3 separate regions of the Homo sapiens genome follow, and regions 2 and 3 are each linked to region 1. The links are chromatin contacts, found by Hi-C or POLR2A ChIA-PET in ENCODE. All regions are on one chromosome and are shown on one strand. The core of a region is the stretch at or near the end of the contact, and the rest is flanking DNA. Distances in the headings are between cores, read along the strand shown.

What was found. A loop is a pair of places that touch in the nucleus more often than their neighbours do. ChIA-PET counts read pairs that join two places held with the same protein, here RNA polymerase II (POLR2A). Pooled maps may share reads with other maps.
Region 2: a loop to region 1 is called in a pooled map, with 5 times the contacts of the local background. The contact joins two enhancer-like sites. A Hi-C loop is called at or near these places in 7 of 50 pooled maps. POLR2A ChIA-PET finds 5 or more read pairs at or near these places in 7 of 52 experiments (BJ, GM12878, HepG2 and 4 more).
Region 3: a pooled map shows a loop between it and region 1 (4-fold over the local background). The contact joins two enhancer-like sites. A Hi-C loop is called at or near these places in 2 of 37 single-sample maps with no recorded cell type and 7 of 50 pooled maps. POLR2A ChIA-PET finds 5 or more read pairs at or near these places in 4 of 52 experiments (BJ, OCI-LY7, activated B cell and 1 more).

The regions. Positions count from the first base shown.
Region 1 is chr14:71,369,704-71,374,033 of GRCh38, reverse strand. The region is part of intron 2 of SIPA1L1 (signal induced proliferation associated 1 like 1); the gene reads right to left. Among named protein-coding and RNA genes, the nearest start is that of SNORD56B, 26 kb to the left of the region's middle. Within about 2 kb of position 1,858, at least 7 of the 41 ENCODE cell types and tissues checked have a DNase peak (open chromatin) inside an H3K27ac peak, as active enhancers do.
Region 2 is chr14:71,141,524-71,145,853 of GRCh38, reverse strand. No RefSeq gene overlaps it. Among named protein-coding and RNA genes, the nearest start is that of SIPA1L1, 180 kb to the left of the region's middle. Within about 2 kb of position 2,418, at least 10 of the 41 ENCODE cell types and tissues checked have a DNase peak (open chromatin) inside an H3K27ac peak, as active enhancers do.
Region 3 is chr14:71,553,198-71,557,527 of GRCh38, reverse strand. The region is part of intron 4 of SIPA1L1 (signal induced proliferation associated 1 like 1); the gene reads right to left. Among named protein-coding and RNA genes, the nearest start is that of SNORD56B, 160 kb to the right of the region's middle. RefSeq lists a silencer at 1,386-1,485 and enhancers at 1,906-1,965, 2,076-2,135, 2,296-2,355. Within about 2 kb of position 1,732, at least 9 of the 41 ENCODE cell types and tissues checked have a DNase peak (open chromatin) inside an H3K27ac peak, as active enhancers do.

The DNA.
Region 1 (4,330 bases), core at 609-3,108:
CACTTCCTTGCATTCATAGCAGAGCTGCCCTGAATGGACACTTTACCAGTCATTTCAAACAGAATGACTCTAAACTCCACTCCAGCCAGTGTGCAGAGGGTGAACTGAGTCTAAGGATTTTTTCTTAACTTTTTGTAGGGACATTTCATTATGTTACCCAGGCTGGTCTTGAACTCCTGGCCTCAAGCAATCCTCCTGCCTCAGCCTCCCAAAGTGCTAGAATTACAGGCATGAGCCACTGAGCCCAACCAGGGTTTCATTTTAAATAGCTTTCAAATCACAAAGGTATCAGGAAGGAAGAAGAGAGGAGAAAAAATATAAAATTTTGAAAAGTATATACATTTTTAAATACTGGTAACTTTTTTTTTTTTTTTTTGGAGACAGAGTCTCACTCTGTCACCCAAGGTGGAGTCCAGTGACGTGATCTCAGCTCACTGCAACCTCTGCCTCCCGGGTTCAAGCGATTTTCCTGCCTCAGCCTCCTGGGTTCAAGCAATTCTCCCACCTCAGCCTCCCGGGTAGCTGGGATTACAGGCGCCAGCCACCACACCCAGCTAATTTGCTTATATTTTTAGTAGAAGCGGGATTTCACCACGTTGGCCAGGCTAGTGTCAAACTCCTGACCTCAAGTGATCCGCCCACCTCGGCCTCCCAAAGTCCTAGGATTACAGGCGTGAGCTACCACACCCGTCCAATACTGGTAACTTTTTTTTTTTTTTTTTTGAGACGGAGTCTTGCTCTGTCGCACAGGTTGGAGTGCAGTGGCGTGATCTCGGCTCACTGCAACCTCCACCTCCCGGGTTCAAGTGATTCTCCTGCCTCAGCCTCCCGAGTAGCCGGGACTACAGGCACGTGCCACCATGCCTGGCTAATTTTTTGTATTTTTAGTAGACATGGGGTTTCACCGTGTTAGCCAGGATGGTCTCGATCTCCTGACCTCATGATCCGCCTGCATCGGCCTCCCAAAGTGCTGGGATTACAGGCATAAGCCACTGCACCCAGCCCAACACTGGTAACATTTCAACCCATTCCTTTAGATGTTTGTTAGGAGATTATCTGGAAATTCTAAAATACTATCCACAGTTCCATCCAATCAGAAACATTTCAATTAAATGAAAAATGTTAATATACCTAAGAAAACACTCAAGGGAACTCTACAGATGTAGGCTCCATCCTCTGGAGCAATTTCTCACTGAAGATTTATGTGACCCAGGTACTTATTCCTGTGTTTGTAAAGCATAATCTGTGATTATGCAACTGAATATTACAGACACCCCAGGCCATTCTGTGTTTAAAAGTAAGTGTTTATGGCTATAACTTGCCAAACAACCATAATACCACTTAACCTCGGTTCAACTACTGCTTGAATGGACTTGTTAGGATTACACTGAAATACAAACACAAAATGAATACTAGGCCAAGGAATGTGATGTCAATATACTGAAAGAGGAAGAAAAATTCCTTACATAATGCTCCTTAGTCACTAGGACAGAATGTACATGAATATTTAAATTCTACGTACTGAAAACGTAAATGTAGAACACAGACAGAAATAGCGAATTGTAAATTTTGGAAAAAGAAGTAAATTCCTCTAAGAGGAATGTCATCTCAAAAAACAGCTCCTTGTAGATGGCAATAAAGTATAATGTTGTTTCTGAGTCTATTCAAGTAAATTAATCTGGATACGGGAGAAAAAAAGAAATTGAGAATTTTGTTTAAATGTATTGTTCAGAGCAGAATGCCCAAGGTTTTATTTGAATCTATGCATACTGATAGCAACTAAAAGTCATTACCACCCAATTGCTTCCTGGAAGCTGACTAATTCTGAGTGCACAAGTCTACACAGGAAGGTGAGCCAGCATACTCATTCTCTTCTGTCAGGCAATCACCCAGTATATACTGACCAAAAACATGTCCTTTAAAAAATTAAAACCATGAACGAGACAGTATCATAATATCTGAACTGTGGTTTCTCATATTTTCTAACCTCTTAATAAAATAAAGGGTTCAGCAAATAAGTCTGAGTTCATCAGATTTGTTTCAACCATTCAGCAATCATGTTAAACTTGAGATGCATTAAGGAGATCAAGTAAGGGTTAAGAGGCTGACACCATCACCTGACCTCTAGACTATGCCACTTAGAACTGTTTTATTTTACCACTCAAGTGAAATGTGACACAAGAGTATACAAAGAATACATGTGAAACCATACCTTTGCTTAAACTCCAATTATAGTGAACATTATTGAGAAACAACCATCCATAGCTCCATAAAACACTCAATTATGCCTATAATAAAATAATAATAGATATTTTAATATGCTTTGAAGACTCTGGCCAGGCACGGTGTTGCAGGTCTGTAATCCCAGCACTTTGGGAGGCAGAGGCAGGTGGATCACTTGAGCTCAGGAGCTGAAGACCAGCCTGGACAACAGGGTGAAACCCTGTCCCAACCAAAACAAAACAAAACAAAACAAAAATTAGCCAGGCATGGTGATACATGCCTGTAGTCCCAGCTACTTGGGAGGCTGAGGTGGGAGGATCACTTGAGCCAGGGAGGTCGAGGATGCAGTGAGCTGAGATCACACCACTGCACTCCAGCCTAGGTGACAAAGCAAGACTATGTCTCTAAAAAAATAAAAATAAAAATAAACTTTGAGGCTGCCTTCTGTTACTTTCATCAGTAGAGACAGACCATTTTAATCTTTCATCTTTCATGAATAAACAATCCATTACAGAAATATTGTCCTTATCATTACTCAAGGTAAGGCAACCATTACTACAATTCCACTTCGAAATTCATTTTGATTACCACTGCCCAATGTTCTAACAAGTATTTCTTATTCACACTAATAATACTCAGGATAATGGCTGATTAAATATAAAGTGAACTACTTAGTCTAATAGTATGTCACCAATGAGAAAACAGCATTATTTATCAAGGTCATCCTGTTATTTAATAAATAGAATTAAAGATCAACTTCCCCCATTTAGTGGCCTTTTTCACTCCAAAATACCACTCTTATTATTAAATTCATTTAGTATTTGCCTTTATATTATAGTATTAATGTATATCACTTTTATTATAAGTACTTTCTATAGAATAGATACTGCAGAGCCTGGACTATTTCTGCTTATGTTAAATTATTACTATTTAAAAACAAGATATACAAATATAAATAACATAGAAACTAAACTGTGATGTCACAGACACAAGGTACCATTTATGATTTGGCAAAATCCTGGGCGACTGTTGAGCATCACAGTTGGAATCAAGACCTTTGAATCCTAGATTCATAACTGACCTTGGGCACGCAAGTTGGCCTCTCTGACTCTCCATTTCTAAACGCTTCAACTTCACCTGAGTAACACCCACATGAAGAAATGAGATAATGTATGCTCTTAGTACATATATGTATAATAAGCTCTTAGTAGCCACCAAAAATAAGTACTGCCCCTTACTGTTGTGTTGGTGTTACTACTGAAGGGCAATTATACAGCAGTCACACTAAAGGAGTTACACTTAAGCAATGCACACACCTGTCTTTAAAAGTCTATCCCAATAGTGAAACAAGAATACCACAAAAATAAGAGCCAAAGACAAAAACCACATGATTATCTCAATAGATGCAGAAAAAGCCTTTGACAAAATTCAACAACCCTTCATGCTAAAAACTCTCAATAAATCAGGTATTGATGGGACGTATTTCAAAATAATAAGAGCTATCTATGACAAACCCACAGCCAATATAATACTGAATGGGCAAAAACTGGAAGCATTCCCTTTGAAAACTGGCACAAGACAGGGATGCCCTCTCTCACCACTCCTATTCAACATAGTGTTGGAAGTTCTGGCCAGGGCAATTAGGCAGGAGAAGGAAATAAAGGGTATTCAATTAGGAAAAGAGGAAGTCAAATTGTCCCTGTTTGCAGACGACATGATTGTTTATCTAGAAAACCCCATCGTCTCAGCCCAAAATCTCCTTAAGCTGATAAGCAACTTCAGCAAAGTCTCAGGATACAAAATCAATGTGCAAAAATCACAAGCATTCTTATACACCAACAACAGACAAACAGAGAGCCAAATCATGAGTGAACTCCCATTCACAATTGCTTCAAAGAGAATAAAATACCTAGGAATCCAACTTACAAGGGATGTGAAGGACCTCTTCAAGGAGAACTACAAACCACTGCTCAATGAAATAAAAAAGGACACAAACAAATGGAAGAACATTCCATGCTCATGGATAGGAAGAATCAATATCGTGAAAATGGCCATACTGCCCAAGGTAATTTACAGATTCAATGCCATCCCCATCAAGCTACCAATG
Region 2 (4,330 bases), core at 1,169-3,668, 230 kb after region 1:
TTCAGGCCTTGACAGAGCAAGAAAGAGGTCAAAGCCTGAGTTACTAGCTCTACTGGGCTTAATTTCCACATAGGAAGGTAAGGCAAACACAGCAGTGTAGCACGTTGTTGCTGAACGGAACTCAGGTTGATCTGGTCTGACTTTTCCATTGTTCAGTTGAGGACACCAAGAGGCTTGGTAGCCCTGCCCAAAGTCACAGAGAGAGCTTGGGCTGAGCCTGGACTAGACCCAGGTCTCAGGCCTCAGGCTCGACTACCCTTTTTTGTAAGGTCTAGTTTTTGTCGTAAGGGAATGACCACATTTTGTTGAGGCAGCCAGGGACTTATTGCTACCGGCATCTAGTGGGTAGAGGTCAAAGATGCTGCTGAAAATGGCACACATATGACAGCCCCACAATAAAGAACTGTCATGCCCAGAGCGTCAACTCAGCTGACTCTGTTGGCGAGTGTAGGTAACACTCTAGGCTGATCACCCAAGCTTCCTGGAAGAGTGGAATTGCAAGAGGGGAAAAAAATGCAGTGGAAATAGCTTATAGTTTAGCATTTCCACTGTTTGGTGAGAAAACAGGTGTAGTGTCTTTTTTCTGACACTTCTGATACCAAGTGTGTGGAGAGTGTTCCACACTCGTGACCCGTGACTCTGACATCAACAGGAATCCAACAGTCAATTCAGTTCTAACTCCTGGAGTTAGAGCCAACAGTGCATGTTCAAGGCTCCGTCCCAGACTGCCCCTGCTTCAGATGCCAGCCACAAGTCCAAGAAGCCGCCCATACTTCTGACTATACATTTGGGAGTTTCTACAACCCCTTCCTCAGTTTTGATAATTCACAGCTCATAAAACTCAGGAAAACGTATTAATTAACATTTGCCCATTAATTATAAAGGATACAATTCAGGAACAACCAAATGGAAGAGCTGCATAGGGAGGGTGGCAGCCACCACCGTCCTGGGGCTCTGTCTTTCAGATGCACCATCCTTGAAGCGCATCAATGTCTTTCTTTTATTTTTTAAACAGGGTCTCACACCGTCACCCAGGCTGGAGTGCAGTGATGAAATTGTAGCTCACTGTAGCCTCGACGTCCTGGGCTCAAGCAATGCTCCGGCCTCAGCCTTCCAAGTAGCTGAGACTACAGGCACATGCCACTATGTGGCTAAACAAAAAAAATTTGTTTGAGGGGCTGGGCACAGTGGGTCACGCCTGTAATCCCAGCACTTTGGGAGGCTTAGGTGGGAGGATTGCTTAAGACCAGGAGTTTGAGATCAGTCTGGGCAACACAGTGAAAGCTTATCTCCACTAAAAATAAAAAAAGTTAGCTGGGCATGGTGGCACATGCCTGTGGTCTCAGCTACTCAGGAGGCTGAGGTAGGAGGATCACCTGAGCCCAGGAGGTCAAGGCTGCAGTGAGCTGAGATTGTGCCACTGCACTCCAGCCTGGGCAATAGAGTGAGACCCCCCCGTCTCTTAGAGGCTGGTCCTGAACTCCTGGCCTCAGGTGATTCTCTCACCTTGGCCTCTTAAAGCAATGTTTTTCTCAACCCAGAAGTTCTCTGAATCCCTGTCATTTAGGTTTTATTCTTGTTTTTATTAAAACAAAATTTTTTAAAGATATAGGGTCTCTCTATGTTTCCCAGGCTGGCCTCAAATTCCTGGGCTTAAGCAATCCTCCCACCTCAGTCTCCCCAGTAGCTGGAATTACGTTTCAGCCACTGCATCTGATTTCACTTAGGATTTTTTTGGGAGATTTTTATCTGACTTCATTTAGGAGTGTTTTTGCAGGGAGTGGGAGGGCGGGGGCGGGGATTTTAAACACAGCTTTGCTGCTGTGCTTCTCTTACTTTCCTACGTGGAAATTAAGCTCACTAAAGGTAGTAACTCAGGCTTTGACCTCTTTCTTGCTCAAGGTCTGAATTATGCAGGCATGATTGATGAAATCATTGGTCATTTAGTGATTGGACTTTATCTCCAATCCCTTTCCTCTCCTTGAAGGTCAGAAGTGAGGAGGTGGGGCTGAAAGTTCTAATCCTCTAATCACATGGTTGATTTTTCTAGTGACCAGCCCCCATCCTGAAGCTATCTAGGGCCTCTCCATGACTCATCTCATTAGCATACAGGACTATCAGTTCCAAGGATTTTGAGGCGCTGTGTCAGGAACCAGGGACAAAGACCAAATATTTATTTTGTATCATACCACAGCAAGCCCCGGATGGCTCAATGTCTTGGGCTGAAAGGAAGGGGCTGTTTGAGTCAGGAGACAAGAGAACAACAGTGGGAGGTGTCCTCTGTGTTCATACTCCCCTGTGTGGTTTGGTGAGCCTCAGGCTTTACAGGATGTAGGTGATGTGGGCCCTCCGTTACCTCATCTTATACTCAGGCTATGAAATGCGTCAGATGCCAGCCTTCTTGTAAAAGTTGGGGAGAGGCTGCTATGGTCAGAATGTTTTTGTTCCCTCCAAAACTCACGTGTTGGAAACTTAATCCCCAATGCAACAGCATTGGGTGGTGGGGTTTACTGGGAGGTGTTCAGGTCATGAGGGTGGAGCATGAGTGGATTAAAGCCAGTCTAAAAAGGGCTTGTGGATGTGGGTTCCCTCTGTTCTGCATTTCTGTCCTGTAAGGAACAGTGATTGCCCCTGCTCCGGAAGATGTAATGTGTAAGGTACCATCCTGGGGGTGGCCCTCTCCAGACACCAAGCCTGCTGGCACCTTGATCTTGGACTTCCCAGCCTCCAGAACTGTGAGAAATAAATTTCTGTTCTTTATTAATTACCCAGCAATTTTTATAGCTGCACAAAATGGTTTAAGACAGAGGTCATAGCAAGCTTCAGTTTTTACTTTTTCCCCTTGCATCTGAACAATTGCAAGCAGAAAGAACAACTGAGTGCTTTATTTCTGCAACCACCATGCTGCTACTGAGTGAAGGGGAAGGAGGGGTAAGAGCTTGCCTTCTTTCCTTGTGTTAATTGCAACATCTTCCAAAACCCAGCAAGGAAGGCATGAAGTGAGCCTACCAAGGCCAGTCTCCAGATGAGGGGACTATAGCTACAGATTGCTATGTTTCCTGTTGGTGGTGGTAGCAAGATTTCATAGGGGCCTTTCTTGCCATTGCTCAAAATGAAATGCATTGACACCAAAGGAAGTGGTGAAACTGTGGGCATTGTATGCTTTAGAAATTTGATATTTGGAAACCTGCAGACCTGAAGAGGCAGTAGCTTCTCCTGAAGATCTGATATCCAAGGGCTACCCAGACAAGGAGCTGACTTGTCAGGAAGTGTGGTGGACCTTGACGCAAAAACTCAAACCACAAATGTTTCACTTCTAAATTTTTGCAGGCTTTGTTATATAGACATTTTTGTTAAGCCCTGTCTAAAACAATAGGATGACTGGGTTCTTTCCCCTCCTCATGGTGACTACGTGCATCTTCTACGAACATTCCCATGTCATGTGGTCAGCTTCCAAGAAAGACTTTACCAATGAGTCTGTTTACAGATTCTCAACCAGAGGACTTACAGGAATGCACAGTAGCTATTTGTTTGGGATGCAGAGGTACATGAGCCCCAGACCTCATCCCCAATCAGGCAGTTGGGTAGGAATGGTGTGGTTACTGATGGTGGGAGGACAGGGATGGTGGGGACTTTCCTGTGGAGGGCCCACCACTGAAGAAATCTCTCTACCTCCTGGTTTGATCCAGGCTTTCCAGGGATAAAATAAGAGGGGGAAACAAAGAAGTAATCATTCCCCAGCCCCCAGTATGCCCCATCTCTGACTCAGCTCCCAGCAGAGCAGTAATAGGTCCCTGCTTATCAGATGGCATCGGAAGGGGGTGGGTGCCTGGGTGGGTGCCTGGCTGTGTGCAGTGAGGAGGTCTCAGCAGCAGCCTCTGAAGCCAACTGCTTGGCTGGAATCTAGGTGCGCTACTCACTAGCTGGGGAACTTACAGCAAGTTACTTCACCTCTTACGCCTCAGTTTTCTCATCTGCCAAAAGGGAGTACTAATAGCAGCATCATTGACAAAAGCTGAAAGGTGGAAGCAAGCCAAGTGTTCATCCACTGAGAAATGCATAAATAAAATGTGGCCTAGACATACATGGAATACTATTCAACCTCAAAGGAAGAGAATCTGGACGTGTACTGCAACATGGATGAACTCTGAAGACATCATGCTGAGTCCAAGGACAAACACTGTATGATTCCACTTAGATGAGGTACTTAGAGCTGTCAAATTTGTAGAGATAGAAAGTAGAATGGTGCAGGTCAGGCGTTCAACACCAGCCTGGCCAACATGGAAAAACCCTGTCTCTATTAAAAAATACAAAAATTAGCCAGGCGTGG
Region 3 (4,330 bases), core at 483-2,982, 180 kb before region 1:
GTTAACAATTAGTGCAAGTGGCCCCTTTGTGCAGAGAACTACAAAAATACAACCTGTAGTAACCATGATCAGCAGCAAAGTGCTCCTAATTCTCAAATAGTGGATTTCTTTTCTTATGAAATTAATGGGTGGTAAGGACTTAGTTTGAAATTAATAAAATATCAGGGAAAAAATGTGATATCTAATGGGGAAACATTTTCCATGAGCAAAACTAATGAAAGAAATCACAAAAGAAAACATTGACAGATTTGGGTACATGAAACTTTTAAACATCTGTACATTAAAAGGCAAACCAAATACTAGTTTAAAAAATACCATAAATACAACGCAGACTGAATACACTGAATATATGCAAAGATTTGTGAAGGAAGATAAAATACTAAGATTCCAAAAGAAAAATGGGAAAAGAAGTATTAATGGGTATGGTGTTATGATAGCTATATTGGTTTTTGTCCACAGTTCCTAGCTCCTAACTCCCACAGTCCTTGTTATAATGCTGGGGTACTTTAGGCCTCAGGAAACAGAATCTCTCTCTCTCTGACCTCCTGTCCTTTCACCTGCCCAAGGCAGGGCTCTAATCTGATTGTGGATCAAAAGACACTCATTCCAGAGAGTCCTGCTCCATATCCTACGGGAAGGAAAGCTACACAGAAAGGCCAAGAAAAGTCTGAATAGACAGGCCTTGCTGGATTTAGATAATGTGCTTTTTGTCCAATCACATTTCTACACGGTTGTCAACCAGGCCATGTAATAAAACCTCCTTGTATAAAAACCCAAAGGACCAGGTTTGAAGAGCTTCTGGAGAGGTGAACATGTAGAAGTTCTTGGAAGGTGGCACGCCAAAGGAGGGCACGGAAGCTCCGTGCTCCTTCCCTGATACCTTGCCCTACACAACGCTTCATCTGAATCCTTTGTAATATCCTTTTAAATAAATCAGTAAACATGTTTCCCTGAGTTCTGTAAGCTGCTCCAGCAAATTAATTAAACCCAAACATGGGGTTGTGGGAACACCAACTTAAAGTTGGTCAGTCAGAAGTCTGGAGGCCTGGATTTACCAATGATGTCCAAAGATGTAAGGGGCAGTCTTGGGGACTGAGCCCCCAACCTGTGGAATCTGACACTATCTTAGGGTGGATAGTGTTGGAACTGAATTGAGAACATCCAGCCAGTGTACGCTGTTTGGCATGTGGAGAAAAAAACCCACAGCTTTTGTCACAGAAGTGTTTTCTGTGTTGATGATTGTCATGGTGGTATGAAAGCAGAGGAAAGACACGGTTTGAGAGTTTTTCTGAAACAGTAGGCAATTCACAAAAGAAAAAATTGGTTAAACATTTGAAAAATGTTTCTGTTCAATAAATACAATACAGGCACACCTCATTTTATGGCACTTCACTTTATTGCACTTTGCAGGTGTTTTTTTTACAAATTGAAGGTGTGAGGCAACCCTGCATTGAGCAAGTCTGTCAGTGCTATTTTTCCAACAGCATGTGCTCACTTCCTGTCTCTGTGTCACATTTTGGTAATTCCCACAATATGTCAAACTTTGTCATATTATTACATCTGTTTTGGTGATTTCTAATCTGTGATCTTTGATGTTACTACTAATCTTTTGGGGAATGCCACAAACTGCACTCACAGAAGACGGCAATCAATCAACAAATGTCAAACAATCAACAAATGTCGTTTGAGTTCTGACTGCTCCACCCACCAGCCATTCCCCATCTGCCTCCCTCTCTTTGGGCTCTCTAGTCTCTGAGACCACAACACTGAAATTAGAATGGCCTCTAAGTTCAAGCGAAACTTGAAAGTGAAAGGAAGAGTCACAGGTGTCTCATTTTAAATCAAAAGCTAGAAATGATTAAGCTTAGTGAGGAAGACATTTGAAAGTTGAGAGGCTGAAAGCTAGGATTGTACCAGTTAGCCAAGTTGTGAATGCAAAGGAAAAGTTTTTGAAGAAAATTAAAAGTACTACTGCAGTGAACACATAAATGATAAGAAAGCAAAACAGCCTTACTGCTGAGATGGAAAGTTTTAGTGTTCTGGAGAGAAAGAAGATCAAATCAGCCACAACATTCTCTTAAACCAAAGCCTAATCCAGAGCAAGGCCCTAACTCTCTTCAATTCTATGAAGGCTGAGAGAGGTGAAGAAACTCAGAAGAAGAGTTAGAAGCCAGCAGACATTGGTTCATCAGGTTTCGGGAAGGAAGCTGTCTCCATAACATGAAAGTGCAAGCTCACCAGCAAGTTATCCAGAAGATCTAGCTAAAATGATTGATAAGGTGACTACAATAAACAACAGATTTTCAGTATAGATGAAACAGCCTTCTCTTAGAAGAAAATGTCATCCAGGACTTTCATAGCTACAGAGGAGAAGTCAATGCCTGGCTTCAAAGGTTCAAAGAACAGTCTGACTCTCTTATTAGGGGCTAATGCAGCTGGAGACTTAAAGTTGAAGCCAATGCTTATTTACAATCTGAAAATCGTAGGGCCCTTAAGTATGCTTTAAGAAAAATAAGAGGTATTAATTTTTATAAAATGTGCTCATTAGCTACTGGAAGAGTGAAATTGTTGTTTTTTTTTTAAATTAGGAATATGTATCGAGAGCCTTTAAAATGCTTACATACTTTTTTTCCCAGTTATTTTATTCCTGAGTATTTTTTAAGGAAACAATTCAAAAGACAAAATTCTGTGCAAAAAAAGGGTTCATCACAGCATTATTTAGGATAGCAAGGAGCTATAAACAACCTAAATGCTCCCAAACTATGTTTATAGCAATAAATATTATAAAAAGTGTGGTAGCCCAAGTGTAGCAGATCAGGGGAACAAGAATGAAATTCCCAAAACCTCACCAAAAAATTTTATGAAGAATCAAATCACAGGATGTTGTAATTTGTGAACTGTTATCTTTTTCTTATCAATATAGAAGTTAACAACAACAACAACAAGCTCTCTTTATACAGAAGGTCACCTGTGGGAAGTGTTACTCAAGAATGCTGAGAACATCTTCGGTTTCACAGTGGGGCAGAACTGACAGGGAGCTAAAGACTGAAAGCAACAGAAAAAGAACATCTTTTCTCACCAGCCTACATCAGAAAAGCAGATACATTTTTTTAACTTTCTTCTTTAAAAATCTTTATATTTTTTATTTTTAAGTCTGTGGTGTTTAAGTTGCACGATTTTAAGGTCATCTGCTTTTAAATTCAATATCATGGCTTCATGTGTGCAAAGAAAGCAGTAATACTGTTTAAAAAGAAATGAGGAATCTAAACTTCCTTAAATTAACATTTGAAGGTTTGAGCACAGTGAAACCAAGGTTCAATATCAAGACATTAATTTGTTCAGAAAAAAAAATACTGTATCTTAAACAGAAAAAAATCTCTAAACTACCTTTGCTGAACAGAAATAACGTATCAGTACCATGTTCCTACAAACTAACAGAAGATGCTACAGGTCGTAAATATTAAGAAAGAAAACTTTTTTCTCTAATTTTATATTCATTCTTGCTACATTTGAAAGGACTGAACGGAATATTCCATTCAGATAGGCCAAAGTTCAAAGTCTGTACCTGGATGAGGACATGAATTTCAAACACAAACCACAATCTGAAAAATAGTCTGTCTCTAGTTACTTTATACAAAACACTATGCTAAGGTCTCAATTTAAGAAAGCTGACAAGAATTGCATTTATTCAATGAATCAATCAGTTCTACACTAAAAACTAGGTTACATACATTCTGATATTTGTTTTCTATATGAAAAAAAAAGAATTGTATATGATGTAGAGTAGCCCTACCTAAACAATACAATGGGATCTCTGAAGCACAGAAATCTATAAAATGGGTTCAGGCCAAGGAAAAAGTCTCCTTCCCTACACATTCCTGGTATATTTTACCTTATCTCAGAATATCAATTCACAGGTCTGTTCAAATTATACTGTTAGCATTTCCTAAGAAAAAATAAGCTCTGAAAAACATGCCTTTCCTATCTTGACATCCAATTAAAACATTCAAACTAATACCCTATTTGGCTGACTGAGGTAAGGAGGAAGAGAAGAGAGGAAAAAAGAATGCAGAAGCAAAATGTTTTTTCCTCTTCTGTCATTACTGTTTTTAACTTAACATGTCTCAAAGTGTTTAGCTCCATGGTGATGGGAGCAGGCGAAAAATATAGAAACACTGAAAGAACAAATTCCCCCAGAATATTTTAGGGTTCCTAACACAAAGTGTACTGTGGAATTATAGAAACATACAAGTTGAAAATAGATTCTTATAACTTAGTAATGGTGGAAGATGAACAATCTTTCCTTATAATAGCTTTTAAAAATCTGCTA